2 separate regions of the Mus musculus genome follow, and region 2 is linked to region 1. A link is a loop called in an ENCODE intact Hi-C map of the cell type or tissue named here. Cell type or tissue: heart. All regions are shown on one strand. Each heading gives the region's core, and the rest is flanking DNA. Links, peaks and the distances in the headings are about the cores only. Region 1 overlaps Exoc6b (exocyst complex component 6B). Region 2 overlaps Exoc6b (exocyst complex component 6B).

Evidence for each region. A loop is a pair of places that touch in the nucleus more often than their neighbours do. Peaks named below come from ENCODE experiments on the same cell type or tissue, not always from the same donor. Only the 100,000 strongest peaks of a DNase experiment are listed, where the experiment ranks them.
Region 2: it touches region 1 in a loop (2.7-fold over the local background); 1 of 42 quality-filtered maps calls a loop at or near these places.

Annotation. Positions count from the first base shown.
Region 1 is chr6:84,906,230-84,918,091 of GRCm38, reverse strand. Exoc6b (exocyst complex component 6B) reads left to right here. Exons shown (of 22, transcript NM_177077.2): 7 at 9,803-9,979. Among named protein-coding and RNA genes, the nearest start is that of Exoc6b, 160 kb to the left of the region's middle. In heart, for the core only: CTCF peaks have their summits at 5,247 and 5,461 (motif pointing right); no DNase peak of the experiment used is centred there.
Region 2 is chr6:84,635,579-84,647,440 of GRCm38, reverse strand. All of the region lies in intron 20 of Exoc6b (exocyst complex component 6B), which reads left to right. Among named protein-coding and RNA genes, the nearest start is that of Cyp26b1, 48 kb to the right of the region's middle. In heart, for the core only: a CTCF peak has its summit at 6,269; DNase peaks (open chromatin) are centred at 6,700 and 9,060; H3K4me3 peaks cover 319 bases; H3K27ac peaks cover 740 bases.

The DNA.
Region 1 (11,862 bases), core at 2,080-10,079:
AGTTTTTAAATAAATTGAATAATACTTCTTGATATTTATGTTGTATAAATTAATTCTTAATTAGGTGACACTTATCATTCCTACTTTTATTTACTACATTATGATAGTTCTAGAGTCAAAATTATTTACAGGCCCTATTCTGTATACACTTAGGAGTGTAAATTTGGTCATTCTTGGTAGTCTAGATACCCGCTGTGATAATAAAATTAAGTTTTAGTTAGAGGATGAATAGAAGCCTTCAACATATTGTACAACACCTGGCTTTAAGTTAAAACTGGAAACAGAAGCTTGTGTGCCTGTATAGTTTTACACCTAGCAAGAAGAAAGCATATGTCCTTCTGATCTTAGAGAGATTTTATAAGTTTCAAATGGGTCTCTGGCCCCAAGCCATGCTTGCTGTCATATTTTATTAGTTTAGTCCTTTTCTTTGTATGGAAAGCCTGCATTTTTGTAACATTATTTTTGAAGAATATAACACCATTCAAGTGGATATTGCAATCAATGTCTTAAAGTTTTGCCTGAGTTCATGCAAAGGACTCAGAAAGCATCACAACAGAAAATGTGCAGTAAGCAGTCAGGCAAAGAGGACAGTGGCTGCTCTTTAGCTGTTTGTAATCACTCCAGCTCCTGAGAACACAATAAACGAATTTGGTTTTCTTTTTGAAACAGGTTTTACTAGTGTTTTTTTTTTTTTTTTTTCCTTTTTTTTCTTTTTTCCTTTCTTGGTAACAGACAGGCAATTCAAACTGGAAATTTCAGTGACTTTATTTTGATTGAACCTTTCAGTCTACCCTTTAATTTTTATGAGATATTTGTGTCAGCAGCCTTATTCATTCTTTTATAAGTTAGACTATTTGTAAAGCCTGATGTTTCAGATCAGCCTCATTGTACTTTTTTCTGTTCTTTTCTCCTATGGTACTCTTTAAAAGACGTAGATACTGCATATAGGTCCCATGTTCTCTAACACTTTTTCTGCTATTGTTCATCAAATTTCAATTTTTGTGGGAAATTTGGATCAGACATTTTATTCACTTTGGTTATTCTACTAGGCTTTTCATAGGTTGACTAAATTGCAAAGATGGCATTGCATTTTCCATGGCTGCCTAAGTTTTGGGGGTAGTAGAGATTTGATCTCTGTGTCATGATGTTCTTCTGTCCAAGCGTGTGCTGTCCATGAGTGGATAGGGCTCGGGGCGGGGGGACGTTCAGTGTTAATGGAGGCTGTTGATAAAACAAGGAAACACTGGATTGTGAGGGACTTTTTGGACATGACGTGTTCTGTGTCACTTGGTACTAGGTCCTCTCACAGAGTGATGTCATGAAATAAATGAGTGATTTATTTTATTTTATGTTCACTATGTTCACGGATGTTTTGCCTTAATGTATGTCTATGTGAGTGTGTCAGATCCCCTGAAACTGAAGTTACAGACAGGTGTGAGCTGCCATGCAGGTGCTAGGAATTGAATCCAGGTCCTCTGGAAGAACAGTCAGTGCTCTTAACTGCAGAGCCATCTCTCTAGAGCTTATTTTAATTTTTTTTTTAAACAAATGTATGTAGAGTCTTACTTGACGCCATGACTCTGCCCCCTGCTGTTCAAGCTCCGCCATTACATATGTGCACTACTACATTTCTGCCATTACATATGTGCACTGCTACACTTGGTTTGACCTTTTGACTCTTTGGTAGAAATTCTTAATGTGATCAAATTCAAACTTTGGGATTCTCATCTTTCACAGTGTTTTCTTTTTTACTTAAGCTGTTTCAGGAGGTGGAGTCAAGCCTAGCATAGCAGTTCACATTGTTTTCTCATTGGTATTTCTTCAGTGCAGGTTGGATATTATTAGAACCTTTCTCTAAACACTGTGTCTTAGAATCTAGATATAAGTTTTATATTTTCATCACTTCTCATATTTACAAGCTATAATGTTATCCATGTTATGTGTGTGTGTGTGTGTGTGTGTATTTGTAGATTTGATTTATCAGTAACTTTTACAGTGGAAGACTAAGCCATGATATAGTTTTCTCCACAGAAGTTGCCTTTTATGTATTGAATTCCCTATCTTTGATTTCAGTAGTAACTTACATGGCCAATGGCATATTCCATAACTTGGTTGGAATTCCAGCATCATGCCACAATGTCAAGGTAATTCTCAGGATATACATGTGTCCTAGACTTTCTAGTCAGCCACACTAAAGGTGCATGCTTTCTCTACCACAAAGGGGTTTTCATCATCATTCCCCCTTGTCAGAGGGCAGCTTAGTTATTGCTCTTCACTTTGATGTGGTCTTTGAATTTTTTCTCATTGGACTTCCTACAGAAGCCTTTATGTGAAACAGAATGTTTAAATCACGATATGGCTTTCTTTCACATCATTTTTTCATTCAATGCTATGTCTAGTAAGGTATGTAGATATGTTATATCATTTTTAATGTGAATATATGAGGAGGGGAAGAGGGGAGAGGACATTGCTGGTGGCTCATTGCTCCTGCAACAACTTGTTTTCAGACTTCTTTTCAGTTTGCTACAGAATGCTGCATGTCACATTCTACACATAGAGCTTATAGTCTTGATTAAATGGTCCACGATGAGAAAACAAGTGTGATTATTTTGTTCTCTAGAGAAACTGTTTGTTTGCTCTGGGATCTGCCTTGAGTTTTTATATTTGACTTTTTTGAAGTTTAATGCTTAAGTGTGGCGGTTTTAGCTTTATATTACCTGTTGAATAACATGGGGTTTGGTGTCCTTGAATGTGTGGTTTGGTGTGGGGCATCAGTCTGTGGAGACTCAGTCACGCCTTTCCATTGCTCGTGCTTTCCCTGGTCTCCTCTTCCTCTGCTATTCCTCTCATGTGGGTTTTATCTTTTGTTTTTGCCTCCCAGATCTTGATGTTTTCTTTTTGGATATTCGGATATATATTAGTTTTAAATTTTTTGTTCTTCTATCTCTGGCTCAGAGATCTTGTTCTCTGCTTGTGTACTGTCTGCTAAGGAGCCCATCAAAGGCATTCTTGTTTGCCTTGAGTTTTTGATTTCTGGCATTTCTGCTTTGGTTATTTCTTAGAATTTTCTTCTGTCTGCTTACTTTAGCTTTTTGTTCATGTTTGTTATGTGCTTTTCAGTTAAAGCTCTTAACACGGCAGTTATAGGTTTGAAATGTTTCAAGCCATCGTTTCTGTTGTATTCAGTTCTGGGCCTGCTGTGCTTCTTCATTCTCTTTGAACTGCACTATAGCCTTGTAATTTGTTATTGTATCATGCCAGAAGATTTCCTTAATTTTTAAGTTAGCATTACATTATTGTTGTTATCTATCATACTTCTTTAGTGACTATCACTGTCATCTTTATCCCTTGGTATTTGCGGTATCTCTGTGATCCTGATAAACTCTTTCCCACAGCTCCTTCTGCTGGTCCTTACTTTGAGGAGCTGCAGTGCTGTTCGAGATGATGTCTTTTTGCAGCTTTTTTTGGTTTATATTTCCGCAGTCATTGTCATATTGATTATTTTTCTCACTGATGTGACATAGTGCCTGATAAGAACCATTCAAAAAAGAAATTACTCATTTTGGCTCTTGGTTTTAGAGTTTTCTCTCTTTATTGTGGGGTTGATGTGGAGGAGCAGAGATCTTCACAACATGATGTCTAGGAAGCAGGAAAAGAAAGTATAGGGCTGGCGTTAGGCTTGTTGGTATTTAGAATCTGAGGGTATGCCTCAATGACTTTTGGTCCTCTAGCCAGGCTTCTTTTTTACCTTCATCACATAATAAATTTATCTAGGCATAAATCCATTCATTAGGAAAGAGCACTTAGGATTTAGTCCTCTTTGGAAATACTGTCAGATACACCCCTAGATGTTTGCTGTACTAGTCTTTTAATCACCTCTTAATTCAATCAAGCTGTTAGTCAAGATTACCCAGCATAAGTAATGATTTCAGCTTCTTTCACATGCTTGCTTAGAGAAGTTTTTATTCAAGTCCTTTGTTCATTTTTATTATTTTGTTGTTGTTGTTGTTGTTGTTGTTGTTGTTGTTGTTGTCGTCGAGTCACAGGACTTTCTTAAATTGTGGTTGTTAATCCCTTTGAGGTGCACAGATTATAGTTATGTTGCCTACTTTCTGCATTACCTTTGAATTCCATTAGTGCTTTCTTTGATGTTTAGTGACTAATTTTAAAGTGGATAGTGAGCACCTTTCGTAATAAAAAAAGAAAAGTGCCAAGGCATTATAATCATACTTTTTTTCTCCTATGGATGGACATCCTTTGTAATCAGTGTAATCTTACCAAAAATGGCTTTAGATATGACATAATAGCACACTTCTGTGCAGAGTCCATGAAAGTAGCTTTTTGTGATCTTGCAATACCTTTTTCTCTCTTTTGATTACTGTTCTATTTTCCCATCTTTTTGTTTGACTATGACGTTGGAGATGCCAAATTCCAGATGAAGTTCACTGCTTTGCAGTCCTTTCATGGAAGATCTTTCTCTGTCTCTGTGTCTCTGCCTCTCTGTCTCTGTCTGTCTGTCTGTCTGTCTGTCTGTCTCTCTCTCTTTCTCTCTCTTTCTCTCTTGCATCACCTGTCCTTTAGGCTTTAGACTCAGAATAGGCTAATAATCGCATTTCAGTGTTTATTTCTTTGAAGGAATGAGGAGTCTGATATGAGATTTATCATCCAGCAATAGATCTAGAGAGTCAGGAATAAAGGTTAGGGCTGAAAAGAGAGCCGAGGAGTCAGTGTATGGTCTAGTTCTTGGAGGTCTGGGTCCTTAGTTTGTCAGGCTTTCTGAGGAGTTTTGTGGAACCAGCTACTGCAGCAACCAGTCAGGGATATCTTTACCTGTCCTGTGTGAGGGTTGCTGTTATTTCTTATGGAGTTAGGAAAGCCCTGGGGTTGACAGTTGAATGTCTTCTGAGTCCCTGAGGTTGTGTTCATTTTCTTCTGGATTTGTAGCCCAGATTTCTGATAAAGCCAGAATGAGGGATGAGGCTTAGGGGGTCGGTAGTAGTGTCTTGTGTGTATGCATTGTGCTTGCTGCTGATACTGATGCAGTGCTGGGGTTCTAATGTGTTGCAGCAGCAGGTGCTCCAGGGACTGCATCCGAGCAGTGCTAGGGAGCTCATGCTTCCACAGTCCACAGTGGCGTAGGTTCCTGTCATTGTTAGAGGAAGGCAGCCAGGGTATTTTGTTTTGTTTCAGTTCAAGGTCTTTCATTTGCACTTGTTCAATCTTGCTGATACTACTAGGTATATTTGATTGTTGGTTGTTACTAGATGAGACTATTGCAAGAGAAGCAAAGCAAACATGCTTTGGTTATGGAATCAGTAAATTTCAAGGTTTGGATGAGAAAGATTTCTTATATCACAAAAATTTGAAAAATCCCAAACCCTGTTCCTCCCCCCCTCCCCCATTACTACTCAGCCTTTGCACTCCTCAGTTTCTGAGGTCGTTTGTGAACTCTGAACCACTAGAGGTCAGTGTTGTGTCAATAAATGCAGGTGCCTTTGGGTTTTGCGTGTTCTTTTTTTTTTTTAAAGGCATTAGGCATTTTTTTTCTTGTTATAAATCTTCCTCTTTTATTTCTTTTCAATTTTTATTATATATTTTCTTCATTTACATTTCAAATGCTATCCCAAAAGTCCCCTATACTCTCCCCCCACCCTGCTCCCCTACCCACCCACTCCTACTTCTTGGCCCTGGCGTTCCCCTGTACTGGTGCATATAAAGTTTGCAAGACCAAGTGCCTCTCCTCCCAGTGATGGCCGACTAGGCCATCTTATGCTACATATGCAGCTAGAGATACGAGGTCTGGGAGTACTGGTTAGTTCATATTATTGTTCCACCTATAGGGTTGCAAACCCCTTCAGCTCCTTGTGTGCTTTCTCTAGCTTCTCCATTAGGGGCCCTGTGTTCAATCTTACAGATGACTGTGAGCATCCACTTCTGTATTTGCCAGGCATTGGCATAGCCTCACAAGAGAGAGTCTTCCTTTTGAACTCTGAATCTTACTGCAAGGTGTCTTGGAGCTGAGAGGTGCATTCCACAAGAAGCCTTTGCTTAATGGTGTGCGTAGGATGCTTCATAGGTACCGACACTTGACAGTGGCAGTTCACATTAGGTAATGCTATGGCTATGTGCAACCCCCTGCCTCTTTCTGGTAGGTTATCCTGTAATTTTAGGGGCCAGATCACATTCTCATACAGACTCCATTTGTCATCTGCTGCATTCATGTAGAAACTTGTATCTCACTTGTTCTCTCTCTCTCTCTCTCTCTCTCTCTCTCTCTCTCTCTGTGTGTGTGTGTGTGTTAGGTGTCTGGAATGAGGCTTCCTGCAGTGGGAAAGAATTTCTTTTTTTCAATTTGAGAGAATCATTGTTTAGTGTTTTTTTAAAATATTTTTTTATTAGTATTTTCCTCAATTACATTTCCAATGCTATCCCAAAAGTCCCCCATACCCTCCCCCCCCACTTCCCTAGACCCATTCCCATTTTTTGTTTGTTTAGTGTTTTTATGCCATTTTTACCTGTGTATCCAGCAGGTTCATGGTATCACCTTAATGATTCTTCATTTAGCCCATAATTTTCATGGTCTCTGTTCTGAAGGTAGCTTCACTGTCTAGCTATCAAGACCAGAATACTTTGAGTTGTTCTCATTTCATTTCTTCTCTATCATGTTCAGCTCGCAAATTGACAAATCAGTTGTCTCCCGTGTGCACTAGTACCACACTTGGTTCTCATCATTATTTGAGTTGTTACAATGATCTGTTACTTTTCCTGCTTTTAGTATATTTGACCAGAGTTGACTACTCTGTGTTACAAAGCTGACACTGCTGGGCTTGGTGGCGCACTTGGGAGGCAGAGGCAGGAGAATTTCTGAGTTCGAGGCCAGCCTGGTCTACAAAGTGAGTTCCAGGACAGCCAGGGCTACACAGAGAAACCCTGTCTCAAAAAAACCAAAACAAAAAACAAACAAACAAAAAACCACCTCCCCCCCAAAAAAAGCTGACCCTATAATTCTCACTTTGGTGTTCTGAAAGAAAGTAGAAAAAGAAGGGAACAAGCAGCCACTTTGCAATTGAAAATCTGCTTTTTGGAATAGGAAGGCGTGGAGATCCCAATTCCTGAGTCCTTGGTGTGTGGTCTGTAGTAGGTGCAGTGCTGTCTCACTGAGAGGTGTAGAAAGAATGCTGTACTTAACCTGAGATCATGAATGCTCGCCTTTTGTATAGACCTGAATTGTTTGTGAATGCTTGCTCTAGTTTAGTTTGTTACTGAAGGCATGGATTTGATGTAAGTGAACCCAGAATGTCAATGGATAATATGCAGAGAAACAAGTTTGTGCATTGATTCAAATCTCTGGAATGTAGATTCTTTTTTACTTTGTTTTGGTTGAAACTAGCTCACATAGTTCTAGTTTTTCTGGCCTGTTATAGTTGTTTCATTTGACCAGAGTCTTAACTAACTTCTAATATGAAGATTTATCTTGAATTCCTTAATCTCATTTAGATTCAGTGACACTTATTTTCTCATGAACTAATTTCAGCTTGGCATGGAAGAGAAATATATTGATTTATAAGAAGTCATGAGCTTCAAATCTTGCACCTTGGCATGGTACAGAAAGCCTAGGTTTTATGGAGAAATGTTTCTGGAATACTATGGGCTTAAACAGATTACGCAAGTTGTTGTTGTTATTGTTGTTTCTTCTTTTCCTCCTCCTTCTCCTCTTCCTCCTCCTCTTCTTCTTCCTCCTCCTCTCCCTCCTTCTCCTTTCTTCTTCCTCCTCCTCTCCCTCCTTCTCCTTCTCCTCCTCCTCTCCCTCCTCTTCCTCCTCCTCTTCCTTTCTTTCTCTCCCTCTGCCTCTCTTCCTTCTTCCTTACCTCCCTCCCTCTCTCTCTAATCTCTCTCTCTAATCTCTCTCTCTCTCTCTCTCTCTCTCTCTCTCTCTCTCTCTCTCTCTCTCTCTCTCTCTCCCTCTCTCTCTCTCTCCCTCCAGGTTTCTCAGTGTAGACCTGGTTGTCCTGGAACTTGCTTTGTAGACCAGGCTGGCCTCAATCTCACAGAGATCAGTTTGCCCCGACCTCCAAGTGCTGGGAAAAAAGGCATGTGCTACCACCATCTGGCTACCCAAGTTTCTTAAAGACAGTATCATTACCTATTTTTTCTTTCTCTTTTACATTTTTTCATGTGTGTGGTATGTATGTATGTATGTATGTATGTATGCATGTATGTATGTTTACTTGTGCCTGTGGAGGATCTTTATTGATGTTGGGTTTTCTTTGATTATTTTTCATTGCATTTATTGGTCAGAGTTTCTCACTTGAACCTAGAGCTTGCTGCCTTGGCTGATCTCACTTGCAATATTGCTCCAGGAATCTCCTGTCTCTGCTTCTCAAGGATATACAAAATGCATTGTGTCTGTTGATATGGCCACAGAACCCTTGTTTTGGAAAATATTTGCCCGGTTCTTGGGCTGTTGGTATAGTGAAGGATGACTGTCTGTACCTTAAGAGATCATCCTTCGAGCTTCTTCTTACTACTCACTGGTGTTGTGACTTGGAGCAAACCCTTTGCAATACAAATTTTCTGAGAGTGGCTAAGTTGACTTGTAGCTGCACTTGGTGGTTAGAGATTTTATTGTTGACACTGGATTGGGTATTCTCTTAATTAATTTTGCTAGGTAGGTGTATTTTAAATTTTAAAGAGTAAGTCCTTTAAAATCCCTTTCAATAGGCTACCTTTGCTAGTCCAGAATACTTCCTGAGAAAATATATTTTCAGATAATTTATTATCTTGATTATATTTATTGGATTCATATTCAAAAACTCCTATACTTAAAGTTATCACAGTTAATTCCAAGTGATTGTCTATCTTCTATCATTTTTATTTCAATATTTCTTTTCTTTGTAAGAGAAAACTGCTAGACATTTGTACCATGCCCTTGGTACATGCATGGTAGGTGAATATGGGATGGGTAGAGTTATTACTGGTTGCTTAGCAAATACTTAAAATGACCCATGATAATATCATTGAATTATCTTTTTTCTGCAATGACTTTGAAAAGAGCTAATACAGGAAGGCTTCAGGGCAAAGGAGTGTATGTTAACCTGAATTTGCGGGTGTAGACCAGGAATCCCAATACTGGGAAGTGACGCTAGGAGGATTAGGGTTCAAGGCATTCCTCCATGCCATAGCAAATGTGAAGCCAGTTCGGGCTACATAAGACTCCATTTCAGACAACATGTATGCATTACTGTGTTTAATTTTACTCAGGTCTAAAAATGTATACATGAGACTATGCCAGGGCCTAGCAAACACAGAAGTGGATGATCACAGTCAGCTATTGGATGGGTCACACGGCCCCCAATGGAGGAGCTAGAGAAAGTACCCAAGGAGCTAAAGGGATCTGCAACCCTATAGATGGAACAACAATATGAACTAACCAGTACCCGGGAGCTCTTGTCTTTAGCTGCATATGTATCAAAAGATGGCCTAGTCGGCCATCACTGCAAAGAGAGGCCCATTGGACTTGCAAACTTTATATGCCCCAGTACAGGGGAACGCAAGGGCCAAAAAGGGGGAGTGGGTGGGTAGGGGATTGGGGGGATGGGTATGGGGGACTTTTGGGATAGCATTGAAAATGTAAACGAGGAAAATACCTAATTAAAAAAAACTGAGAAAAAAAGAAAGGAAAAAAAGAAATCTTTCTTTCCCTACAATTACAGTTACTGATTTGCTTAAAATTAGTTTATTGGAAACTTGGGGATCTTTTCTTCTATTTTTCATTATTTTCTGTATTTTCTTTATATTCTAGGCCCAACAGCAAAGAAACCTGGATAACATTGTCTTGCAACAGCCTAGAATAGGTAGCAAAAGGAAATCTAAGAAAGATGTTTATACAATCTTTGATGCAGAGGTGGAGAGCACAAGTCCAAAGTCGGAACAGGATTCGGGAATTCTGGATGTGGAAGACGAGGAAGATGATGAAGAGGTAAGAAATATTTAAGTTGGTGAAATGAGGCAAGTTTTTGATGTTTGAAATATGCTTATTCACTTAATAGCTATGTGATTTTCAGAACATTATGTGGTGTTAAAGTTTATTTATCCCTGATTTAAAGAAATTGAAGCTGCACAAAGGTAATTTATATTAAAAATTTTAAAAATCCCTATTTTTGATTCCTACTGATAGGATACTCCATCCAGGGATGGAAAGGGGTGTTGGCCTGACTCAGGGCCCAGGGAGTAAGCAGATTTCTCTGAGTCTGAGGCGGTCTCTTGAGATCAACAAAAGATAGTACTTACTTTTCTTTTCTTTTTCTCCTTCCCTCTATTCATTGTAGAAATTGATAGCATTCTTTATGGCATTTTCCTAGGAGCGTATTCAGTATGTTTTCTATACTTTGTTCATGCTCAGCCTCTCATTTTTGTCTTTTGTCCCTAACTCCCTTCATTGGTGCCTTCTTCCTCAAAGGTCCCCTGATAATTTTGATCTTACCTATGTGTATGTTTTAAAGTCTGAATGCTACAGATGACAGAAAACATTTATTTTTTTCTAAAGTTAGTTTTATTTTGCTTAACATGATAATCTTATTTATGAGCGCCACATTTTTGGTTTAAAATTTTTTATATTTACATAAGATATAGTCAACAAATGACAGTTTTTGTCTTGTTTTCATTACTTTTCGTTGACAGCTTCATTGTGGAATTATCATTATTCCTTATAGGCTTAAGAGAATCAAGTTGGCCTGTTTAATTGTTTTGGATGAAAAATGCATAGTCAAGTCATCTATAAAATAATAGCATTGAAGTTTTTTCTTAATGACTTAGGGACCATCATGAGTAAAAGTACTTTTACATTATTTTTCATATTTAACTGATTGTAGTCATCACTTTTACTTAAAATGTATACTCTGTTAGGGTATGTTTATCATGTAAACAGTTACACCAATAACGGAACTGTTTGAAAGCAACAAGGCTTGGTGGCAAAGATGAGATTTCTGCTACTAGGATGATTGAAGTAGGAGGATCTCAAAGTCAGGGCTTCTTTTTTGTGTGTGCAGAGTTAGTTCCAGGCCATTTTGGAAAGCTTAGTGAGGCCCTGTCTGAGTAGAGCAGGCTGGCATAATAGCTGCACGGCAGTGCTTACAGACTATGCATGAGGTGCTCAATCCCGAGAATGCCAAAGAAGCTTAAGTTTCACTCATATCTCTGTTGTACATAGATAGCAAGGTGTCTTAGTAAGTATACCGTTGCAATAAAGTTTATTCAGTGTTTGTTTTGAGATTATAATGTAATTACAACATATTTTTCTTTTCTTCCTTCCCTTCAAACCTGCTCATATGTTCCTCCATGTTCTCTTTCAAAATCGTGTCCTCTTTTTTCTCTAATTGTTATTGTAGGACCTGCTCAGTCTGTATTATGTTACTTGTATACATGTTTTCAAAGTTGACCATTTGACCCTGGACTTCTGGTTTGTGTGCTCTTCCCTGGTAAAGACCACCTCTTTCCCGCCTCGCTTTCCTCTGTTGCTGTAGTTCTTGGTGTAGGGTTGAGGCTTCATGGGCTTTGCTGTGTTCACTGGTTTTCTCCTCCTTCAGATCATATTCGGGTTGTCATGTTGGTGAGACTTCACCGGTACAACTTCTGATGTTAGTAGGAGACAATCTCACAACAAAATCCCGGATCCTCTTTCTCTTACAGTCTCTCATACCCATCCTCCTTAAATGTTCTCTGAGCCTTAGGTGTGGCAGTTTTTGTAGATGTATCCACTGGGACTGGGCTTCACAACTTTGGATTTTGATAGTTGTGGTTTTCTGTATTGTTTTCAGTCTGTTACAAAGAGAAGTTTCCTTGATGAGGGATGAAGACTACACT
Region 2 (11,862 bases), core at 1,789-9,788, 270 kb after region 1:
GGGCCAAAGGGGAGATGCACCAAGCATTTGCCAAGACAGTGGAGCTGCTTTTTTTCCACTTCAGCACACCTCAGGGATTTTACACATGCCTATCAGCTCATTAGGGCGATGAGACCTAGAAGCTCTGAGGCTGGAAAAAAAATCCACCATGGAGAATCACCAGGATAAGATGTGAAGCAGATAAGGATAACACTAGGTGACAGAAATCCACACCGAAGCAGCAGACAAACACAACTAACACTCAGTCTCCTGTGTCCTCCACATGGCCTCTGAGATTAGCCCATATCTCACTGATTTCACAGTAATCAAAGTTTGTGCTACTCAGCTACCTACCAGATTGACACTGGGAAGAGAGGAGACGTGATAAAAGTGAATAATATTTGTCAGGTCACTTCTGCTGGCCTACCATGTATGAGACCTCCTGGAGCATCTCTGCAAAACCCAACCTAGAGCAGGGACGGCAGCATGCCCACCTGAAGTAGGGGCAGTCTTTGTGTGTGTGTTGTCTCCCTACTGTTTGGACAATACTGTTTGCATTTATTCAGTGGTAAATGATTAAATATATGTGTGTAGAAATCATGGCACTGAGACATGGCAGGCTTCTTTTCCTGGATAGTAGAGCCCCAGCAGAGGAGAAAGGCTTTTTCCTGCTTTGTCTCACTGGAGAATATGGCACAGGGAGAGATTAAGTTTCAGACATAGAAAGGGGCCCTTGGAAATCAATTAGCCCCTGAACCTCATTTTATTGGAGAAATTTAGCCCAGCAATATTATGACGTTTTCCAATATCACCTGTCTATGTGGGACAGATAAAATGGTCTGTTGAGAAATGATTCTGGAGGCTGCAGGTGCCTGGACAGTTGGTGCAGATGGGGTTCATTTGAGGTCAGGAGGAAAGGGGATAAAACTGCTAATATTTTCCTGGGTCAGCTCTGGCCAGGAAGGCTATGACTGTCAAGAGAGATCAGAAAGTGCTGTCATCTTCTACATACATGCTGGCTCAGCCGAGTCAACACCCTAGAGAAAAAAAAAAAGTTGCTCTCTGGCCACCAGCCACGGAATCCCCAACTCCTCAGCTGATTCCCTTTGGGATGTGTGTGTTGCTGAGAACGAAAGGACAATGAGTACATGGTCACTTCATCACCATGGATGACTTATATAGTGAAAAATCTCATTAGAAGTGCAAGTCATACTCCCATGGGCACTATCCCCCAGAGAAGCAGAGCATACTGATTTGCTAGATGAGATGTAGCCCCCTCTGGGATGGCTGCCAGAAAATTGTACAACCTTATGGAAATTGTAATGATTCAGGGCCCTTTGGGGAAGGAAGGTGTCCTGGAAAACACCTGGTCCCTTAACTTTGAAATAGACAGCAGATCAGGAGAGGGGAAAATCATTCTATAAACATGTATTAGCTTTGGTGTTGGGCACTGTGCTGGGAACTGCCTGCAACAAAGGTTGCCATTGCCTACTGCTCTTCCTCGGCATCTCACAACAGCAATACTTTTCTTACTTCATTTATATTGACTTCTCAGTTTTCTTTGGCATTGATGACATGTTGATAACATCCTCCCAAAATGTATTTTGGCTGTCTTAAATATGTTGATCTGGCTAAACTGAAGTGTTCTTGAGGGCAGAGATTTCACTTGCTGTCAAGTGCAAAGAAGATACTAAAGGTTGGTTATACATCTGCTTTGAAAATATTTGCCAGCCCACCAGGGAGGACTGGGAAGGAGTTTGAGAGCAAACAGCAGTCATTACTGAAAAGGGCAACACGTCCTGCAGGTGGTAGCTGCAGACACCCACCCAAAGAAGCTGTTATTGTGGAACTGTTAACATTGTGTGCCCACATAAATGATGCCTAGGAGCACCACAGGCTGCATCCTTTTGGACAGGAAGAGCCGTAGCACAAAGATATTATCACTGAGACTGAGTATATAGAGTACCTGACCAGCATGCATAAAGCCCTGGGTCCCATTACCAATACTGCATAAACTGGGCCTGGTGACACATATCTATAATCCCAGCACTCAAAAAGTGGAGACAGGAGCTCAGAAGTTTCAGATCATCCTTGGCTTCACAATCATATCAGAATGTTTTACTGAAGACCAACATTAAATACACACACACACACACACAGAGGACATAGAAGAAGGAAACTCATGCTCTTTGCCTGCGTGTCCTCCACCTTGCTAGCAAGTTTATTAATTCACTGGTATTAGAGCCTATTTCTTCAAGATTCCAGTGTACACTAAAGACCAGCTGAGACATCATGGGCAGACCTTGGGGGAATGAACAGCTACTGAATTCTTGGACTTTCTGTTGGTAGACAGTCCCTGATGTACTAGCTAGACCACAGCCTGTAGACCACTCTAATACATTTTTCTCTCTAATACAACAAGTAAAACTGTCAGGTACTCACCATTATTTCCAGTGCTTACTTGGCCATAATGTTGTGGACACCGGTTACACTGATTCTCAGATGTAGACCTACATCATCAGGTGCCACACCAAGGAAAAATACAACTGTAGTCCAGTGTTAACATGACTGGGGCATTTTTTCCTTCTGTGTGCACAGCACAGGGTCTTTGGTGGAAACAAACTTAATTTCTAATATAGTAGAACACTCACATTTCCTGGTAGCAAGGAAGAGACCTAAGAGAATTTTAGGGAAGTCCTAAGAATAGCAGACTTTGCTTCCCTTGAAACCTAAATTTTTGAAAAACGATTTTGTTTAGAATAACTTACTATATTTGTTAATGCTTACATTTGATGGAGGGAGCAAAGTTGCATAATTGAAAATATTCCAAGCCCTTCAGAGATCAAGGGTGTCTATAGCTCACTTCCTCTGAGCTCATTTGATAAGAGTTTCTAGAGAGAAGAGAGAGGAAAACCTGTGGCTGCAAGGCCAGAGTAAAGAAAATGTGCTTCTTAATGTCTGATAGTGAAATGAAAGGTTTCTAGAAAAAAACAACCAAAAGATATGAGGGGAGAGGAGAGCTGCAGGGTGCAAGAAGCCCCCCTCCCCAGGGCCAAATTCGTTTGGAGGTGTAGAGCTAAATCTAAGGGACTAGGAAGGAATTGGCATGAGATCTGCCATTTTATTGGGTGTGCTGACACACCCCTATAATCCCAACACTCAGGAAACTGAGGCAGGACAGTGGAGAATTTGGTTCAGTTGGGCCATATAGTGAATTTGAGGCTAGTCTAGGCTGTATAACATGGGGTTGGGGGAAAGATCAATATAAGCATCTTTGGTCACTTTGTAGCCTAACTATCCTCACTGTACCATTTGAAAGTATAACGTTTCACAGCAAATAATTTAGGTGGTATTCCTACTTAAAAGTGTAGCCATTTGAAAACATTTTGCAAGCCATAAAGCACTATCTTAAGTACAGCAGGCTACAACCTTCTTTCCAGTGTGTCAGTATTTACAATTTATTCTCATGATTATTGTTGGCATTTATGATTTAGGAAGAGAAGGAAGCACAAGATCTTATGGTAGAATATTATACACCTAAAGCTTTTATGAGTGTGCCCCTTTGGTATTTCTAACAGAAATAGGTTCTTTGAGGAGTATTTCTGTTCCCAAACACCCATGACACCTCCTAATGGGAGTATAAAATCTGGAGGGATAGTAATCAATGACAACCCAGATCTCTGACTTCAAATCCTGTTCTTAGGGATGTATTGCCATTATCAGTCCTCACCGTTGGTGGCTTTTGTTCAGCACAGCAATGTGAAAGGCACTGTTCTGAGTACTCAGCCTGCACCACAACCTGATAGGTGTACTATCCCCATCCTGTCCTGTAGGGGATGAAGCTGGATCACAGAAAGTGTAATACATCACTGGTTATGTTGTCACTGCACTCAGGAGACTGGAGTAGGCCAGCAAGTTCCAGAGAGGGAGGGAATAAAGAAGAAAGAGTAAGTAACTTGTCCAACGTCATGAAAGTGACTAATGGAAAAGCCAGGAATCTACCTCAGGCTGCCTAGATCCAGAACCATTTACCCATTGCATTATACTGTCATCTCTTCTGATTGTGTGGTATGTATTTTTTGTGTTTATGTTTGTAAGCATGCAGTGGAGCCAAAAGTGTCTTTCTGATCCCATCTCCACCTTTGAACAGGGTCTCTTACTGAACCTGAAGGTCACTGATTGGCCTGGCCAGTCAGCTTTAGAGGCCTTCCAGTTTCCACCCCACCCATATTGTCATCTTTGATGGAATTATTAAAGAAATATGCAAAGATATATTTTACATGTTTCTATCAAGGCACTGGATAATAGAGAAAAGGACTGGAGGGAAATATTCATTAAAAAGGGATGTGTTCAGTTTAGATAGCCATTAAAAGCAAACGATCTGAATCTTTCAAAATGATGAAGAAAGATAATCTACATTTAAAAATCTGTATACAAAATGCATCCCTACTGCATAGTCTACATGTGTGTGAAAGGCACCACGCTGCGCTATCTCCCTACATGGGAAAGACATGTTGTATTCAGGGAATAGGCTTTTGTCAGCATGTATAATGTACTCTATTTTGGGTAAGAAAACATTCTTTTTTTTATTAGATATTTTCTTCATTTATGTTTCAAATGCTATCCCAAAAGTCCCCTATACCCTCCCCCCACCCTGCTCCCCTACCCACCCACTCCCACTTCTTGGCCCTGGCATTCCCCTGTACTGGGGCATATAAGGTTTGCAAGACCAAGGGGCCTCTCTTCCAGGTGATGGCCTACTAGGCCATCTTCGGCTACATATGCAGCTAGAGACACGAGTTCTGGGGGTACTGGTTAGTACATATTGTTGTTCCACTTATAGGGTTGCAGACCCCTTCAGCTCCTTGGGTACTTTCTCTAGCTCCTCCATTGGGGGGCCCTGTGTTCCATCCAATAGATGACTGTGAACATCCACTTCTGTATTTGCCAGGCTCCGGCATAGCCTCACAAGAGACAGCTATATCAGGGTCCTTTCAGCAAAATCTTGCTGGCATATGCTATAGTGTCTGGGTTTGGTGGCTGATTATGGGATTCTTAAAAGCCAGACATGAAGTTGTTGACATTCATTATCCCCTGGAGATAAAATTATGAGTGGTCACTTTCTGTTATGCTTTTGTGTTAAAATGTTTTCTAATTTTTAAAGCATGTACGTTTCTTACAGAAGTGCACAAGAAAACTAATAATTTTAATAGAAGAAGAAACACAAAAGCAGTAGAATATCAAGAGCTTTTTGTTAGTTTCTAGGACTTTAGACACAATACACACACACACATACACACACACACACACACATATGGTGTGGGCCTTGGCCCTCAAAGAGCTGACATTTATTCTGGAGGCTACAGACTCAAAATAGTCAGGTTTCTCTGGTTTACTGATATCGTCAGTTGTGAGGGACAAACAGAGGAGTGGGAACCTATGTAAGAGCACTTTCCATGTATACAGATGGGTTCTGGGTTCCTAGAGGAGGTGGGGCCTTCAGCTGGCTCTAAGGAACCATGGGGGAGCTTAGTCTGACTGACATAAACTCTGGTGCATTATTAATTCTGTTTTCAGAATTCTACTCTTAGACACTCAGTTAAGCCATTGGCTGCCTTCCTTATGTAGACAGACCCTCTCTGGGCTTTGGGGGACACTGCCTCGCCAGCTATGGTGACAGTGAGCTTCTTAAGCACTCTGTCACTGCCATGGAAGTAACCAGAGACAAGACAACTCATTCCAAAGGTGGCTTTTCTGGCCAGTTCCTGTCACCTCAGTCTGGGCTTCCTGACCACTTTTTTTTTTTCCAAGTCTTTTGGATCAAATAGAATACTCCCTAGTTGTAGAAGTCTCATTGTCTCACAGGTAACACAGGCTGGTTGTAGGCACCTCTTGGCTTTGGAATTCTAGAGAGTTTAGCAAACTTTCAGTGAGATACTTTTGTTTCTACTTTAAGCATAAAATAATGGATCACAGAAATAAATGTTCTTGGGTTATCTGGTCAGCTGGGATGCTTCCTCTAGAACATGGTCCTCTCTCTGTCGAAATGTCTCAAATGCTCATAGCAGCTGAAAGAAGAAAACGCTTGCAGCCTCCTCTTTCTCACCTCTTTCCCTGTCACTTTCCTGAACTATGAAGCAAGCTCAAGGGAAAGTATTCCCTCTCTCTCAAGGGTCCCTTCAGGGCAGACCAGTTCGAGTGTCCCCTGTGAACTTTGAGGTTGTCTAGAAATAGGGCCTTGATTACCACAGCTCTGCTGCTAAGAATGGGGCTCTGCAGCCCTCTAGAGCTCTGACTCCTCTCCTGACCAATATTTCTCCCTTTCTTTCTGGGACACCTATGCCTTGTTTTCTTCTTTGTTCAGAACCGCAAAAAGGAACTGTTTGTTTGACTATGGACTTCCTTTTTAAACTCCCCCACTGTTCCAAACCCATTGCTCTCTTCCTCTCCCAAAGAAGAAAGGAAAGCAAGCCACAATAATACTTCTGTAAATTTATGGCCACTCTGTAATGTTTAATCACATCTACGTGACTGGGGCCTTCAGAGCAGGCGCACAAGTTCAGCGCAAGGTGAATCTTGTGTGAGATAATCTGAAAGTTCATTCAGAGGTGAGGGCAGCGGCCTCTAGCAGACAGCGAGGTTAACAGGAGGTCACCTCCCCCCGCCCCCCTTCTGGTCTTCTCCTCTACAATGTGTAAACAAAAGGGAAATGTAACTTCCAATGAACCTGGCATATGTTGTGCTCACACTAATCTTGGCCCAGCCAACTGTAAACAGTCCAATCTCCTGTGACTGAGCCTTTCCACCCATTATTTGCCTGCTAGAGATGAAGAAGCACTACAAGAGATTGTAGACCAGCGCTACGTGAGCCAGCTCCTGGAACCAACCTTGGGAAAGCAGGGTTAGCACCAGAGGTGATGTTTGCTGCCAGGCACTCAGAGCTGGGTCAGGACACCATCCTTCTGTGGTGCTCTCAGTCCCAAGTCAGCAGGCCTCACTGAGTTCCTTCACTCCCTACCACACAGCTAACAAGCAAAGACAAAAATGGACATGCCCTCAAATTGCTCACAGCTGAGCGGCAAAAGTATCTGTGATATAACTGAAACAGGAGGATGGACAGGAGCTGTGCTGGCATCAGAAAGAGCTGAGGACAGTGTCTGCACAGGATGCAGACACTACCTCCATGTAGGGCTGTGCTACAGTGTTCAGCCCAATGCAAGTTCATCCATTGGGTGGAACTCTGTAGTTCAACCCACTCGGCCAAGAGAATTCTAAGTATATAGAGGCAGTTTTTAATGCCCAAGGTTAGGAGTATTCAACAGTTGACCCTGAACAGCCTAAAGAAAAAAAAAATAGGGGTGTAGACAACCCTCACTTATCATCAGCCCTGTGCCCGGAAGTCCAGAGCTGCTGGGCCAGAACTAATCTATATGGGGAGAGACTTCTGCTGTACTTCAGGTCTAACTTCTTGCAAATGGATGCATAATGGGTGCTTCCAGACTAGATGAAGGCTCAGCAAATTGTCCTGGGCAGTATATTAGTCAGCGTTTCTGTTGCTGTGATGAAACATAATGACCAACAGCAAGCTGTGGAGGAAAGGGTTTATTTGGCTTACACTTCTACATCATACTCCATCACCAAAGGAAGTCAAGGCAAGAACTCTAGGCACCTGGAAGGAAGACATGATGCAGAGGCCATGGAGGAGGGCTGTTTACTGTCTTACTTCCCATGATGTGCTCAGCCTACTTTCTTATAGAACCCGGGACCACCAGCCCAGGGATAGCACCACCCACAAAGGTCTGGTCCCTCCCTGCTTGATCACTAATCAAGAAAATGCCCTACATTTATGTTATGGAGGCATTTTCTCAGTTCATATTCCCTTCTTTCAGATAACTCCAGCTTGCATTAAGTTAACATAAAACTAGTTGGCACAGCAAGTATTTATCTTGAGTTAGCTTCTAGAACTCCTTGCTCATTAGCAGCTATACATAAAGTATAGAGTTTCATCATTTAGCTGTTGCTGATGGTAAAGGAAGTCAAAAGTACTGAACATCTAAAAAGACACACCCTTTAGCTGTAAAATCTCCTGGTTATTATGTTTGGTATCTCTCTGGGATCAGAAAATAGAAAACACACACACACACACACTTTCCTAAATTCCCATGGGTCTAGATCTGTGTATAGGTAGAAGCAGAGAGAAATAGACTGATATGACAGTTTTATAGTCTTCCAAAGGATACTAGGCCAAATAAATAGCTAGTAATTTCAGATAGACTATTGTACCAGCAAATGAAATGGTTCCCAGAGACTGGAAGACGGTTTTTGAAGATCTCTTCAAAGTATGAAGGATCTGACAGGAGAAAAGAAAAGAAGTCTTTCTAAATCAGAAAAAGTATAAGGTGTGGGGATGCTGCTATCTTCAGTGTCTGTACTGTCGTCTTTGCTGGTGCAGGCTGACATTTGCTAGATGGCAGGCTCTATAGAGCACTTCATCAAACCAAGTTATTTCCACTTTAAAGAAGTTGGTAATGGGTCCCAGAGCACATGAATTATGAGAAAGTATTAGAGGCATGAGCTGACTGCAGCCCCTAGGCAAGGTGTCAGAGATGGCCTCAGAACAGCTTTCTAGGACAGCATAAGGGAAGGCTTCATGGCCACCTGAACACCCTCTATCTCCACCTCAGAGTTGTGAATCATGCAGGGACAGGAATTGAAAAGCTAATGCAGAAACTTAGGTAAAGATGACATCTTCAAGTCAGAAACATGGACTGTCATAATATGGAAAGGACTAGACAAAGTGACTACCTAGAATAAGATTTTCCAGTTTTGTCTTGGTCTGTACTTTGTGTTGACTTTCTTGTAGACATGAGAGAGATCACAGGGGAAAGTATAAACTGTTCATCCTTATAGTGTCTAAACTTGGGATGCTCTCTTAAACCTCTCTACTGATGACCTGGCACTTGCTGAAGTCCTTCCTTAATGAAACTCAATTCCCAGGAACAAGTCATGTGACAAATGGTAATCTTCAGTGTCCAGATGGCTCTGGTCCAAAGAACATGGACAGGATGGAAAAGGGAGTTGTAGCCTGGGTGAGAGCCAGGGGCTTGATTTGCTGTTACATTGAAGCAGAAGTCAAAGAGGTTCCTGTCCCTGTTAAGTTCACAAAGGGCAGTGGAACCTTTGATTAATAATGACACCTCTGTGGTGGCTATGCTGACAACTGTGATAGCCAACATTCAAGTGTGCTTTCACTTACTGTACCTCTTTCAGGTCCTAATTTGATGGGAACGGGTTTTTTTTTTTAAAAAATTGGATATTTCATTATTTACATTTCTAATGTTTTCCCCTTTCCAGGTCTTCCCTTCAGAAACCCCCTATCCCATCCTCCCTCCCCCTGCCTCTATGAGGGTGCTCACCCACCCACCTACCCACTCTGGTCTTCTTGCCCTGGCATTCCCCTACATTGGAACATCAAACGCCCTCAGGCTCAAGGGCCTCTCCTCCCACTGATGTCCAACAAGGCCATCCTTGGGGGACAGGTTTTAACAGAAATTCATTAAATTTATGATTCAGAAATCCCTAGTGACTTAATGAACCTCCATAACGGGCCATGCTCTAATGAGGAGATAATAAATATACCGATTAAATGCTGGATCAAGATCCTCATACCTTCAAAAAGTATACATGCTTACTGCTCCAATCACATAAGAAGGTAGAGTCAGTTCATGTGTACAGATTTCTTCTCAGACTTCTGAGAACAAGTGGTTTAAAACTCTCCCATCCCAAGTTTCTTCTTTCTCCTAATTTCTCCTACCCAGCTCAGTTGCCGCCTAACAGGCATGTTGCTCCTAGGAGAATTTCAGAGGCAATATAGTCAAAGAAGGAAGCCCTGAGAGCAGAGCTTATCCTGCCGTGCCAACTGAGCCTTCCATTCCTTAGAAGAGTCTTTGAAGATGGATTCAATCCTAAGGATTCTAAAGTGGGAATATAACCCTCACTTCCTACTGCAGAGGAGGGATGGCTTGTGTGCATCTTCATTCTGGTCAACACAGGCTTCCCCACTGGGTCTTTAATGTGTGTTCCTGTGTGTTCTCTTCCAAGGATAGAAGGACCCTTTTAGTCTACTCACTCAGGTCTAGGTCTGGACTGATACCTGCATTTTCCTTGTGTCACTTGCTATGAATCAAGTTCAGGAGTTGCTTACAACACTGGCCTGACATTTTTACATCATACAGTGTGGTGACAGTCTTCTTACCACACTCACCTAACCTGCTATCTGCCCTGAGTGCCAGCAGACATTAATTACATTCCCTTGCCACTCAGAACACACTTGGGCAACTCTTCACCAGAAACAAGCTGAGAAGTATATTGTAGTGTGCTTTGATATTCTTATATCCTGGAGAGTACTATTTAACATTTTGATGAATAAACAAATTTGGACTGATCAAAATGGATAGGTCTAGAAATTATAAGGATGGATAAAAAGGTAACCTGTGGAAAGTTATAGTGGTGTGTGTGTGTGTGTGTGTGTGTGTGTGTGTGTGTGCGCGCGCGCGCACATGATATAAGAATCCATAACAGATGCCAAGTAGTCATGAAAACATGTAGTGTGAGGACATAGAGATGGGCTACTCTCACTTTTCTTCCATGCTTATGTAGAGTAGACAAACTATTGGCATTTATTTATTCTCTAAGGGCAACATTGATTTTGTGCACTTTTTGTAGTTTGGGTTTTTTGAGACAAGAGTCTTGCTATGTATAGTCAATGTTGCCATTGAACTAAGATCCACAAATGTTAGTATTATAGGCATGAGCCTCAACACTCAGCATACTTATTACTTAATTTTAAAACAGCAAGTAAAATTCCCTGTCATTCTCTGTCACCTCTCTAGGTATCTGATATATCTATATGTAGAAGATAGATAGATAGATAGATAGATAGATAGATAGATAGATAGATAGATAGATATCATGTTCTTAAGTATTTCAGTTCTCTACCAGTTGTTTAAGCTGTATTTTTTAGACAGAAAGGTTAAACAAAATCAGGGCTTGGGCTATGATTGTAGCTCAGTCACAGTGACTTTCTGGACCTTAGTCCCTTCCTTCCTGAAGGAAAGGAAGGGAAGGGATGGCACACGTCTTGCAGCTCCTCATAAGCACCATCCAGTCATTTGTTTCCTAGAGGGGCTTATTAGTTTTAGAAACTTAGAGGTGGAAGAGAGTCTATGTACTTTGCCAATGAAAGTAGATTCTAGAAGAACCTTCATCAGCAAGGGTACTTGCAAAAAATAGGCCCAGGGCTACAGTGCTGGTCTTCTGCCTTCTACATTACAGTCAGAAGCTATGGGATGGTGTCTAAAGCTAGCAAAGGAATGTAAGAGGTCCAGAGTAGGTTGACTAACCAAGAGACCAGTAGTATGGAGCAAACTGGGAGTATCCTGAGTGTTCTAAACATGGCAGACAAAATTCTCCTCAAAGGACAATTCGGAGAAATGATGTGATCATTTCTGGCATGACAGCTTTCAAAAGAGATTCTTGGAAATAAAGGAAGGACAGCTACGGTGATAGAGGAAGAGGCCATTTGTTCCACAAACAAGATAATCCCAAAGACATCACTTTCTGTGAGACTGTCATCGGTCACTAAATCTGCCACAGAGTCCTGCCCTCACCTATGAGAATTCAATGAACAAAGACAAAAAAAGAACCAAAGGTGTTTCTCTTCACTTCCTCCACTCTCCCACACACATGTACATATGTCACATGTATGCATACACAGACACACACACATTGCTGAAGAATCTTTCAGAAAATTGGACCACTTAGCCAAGGTATTTTGTAAACACTGACCTACTAGGTATGCCTTTGAGCTACTTGGGGGTGAAT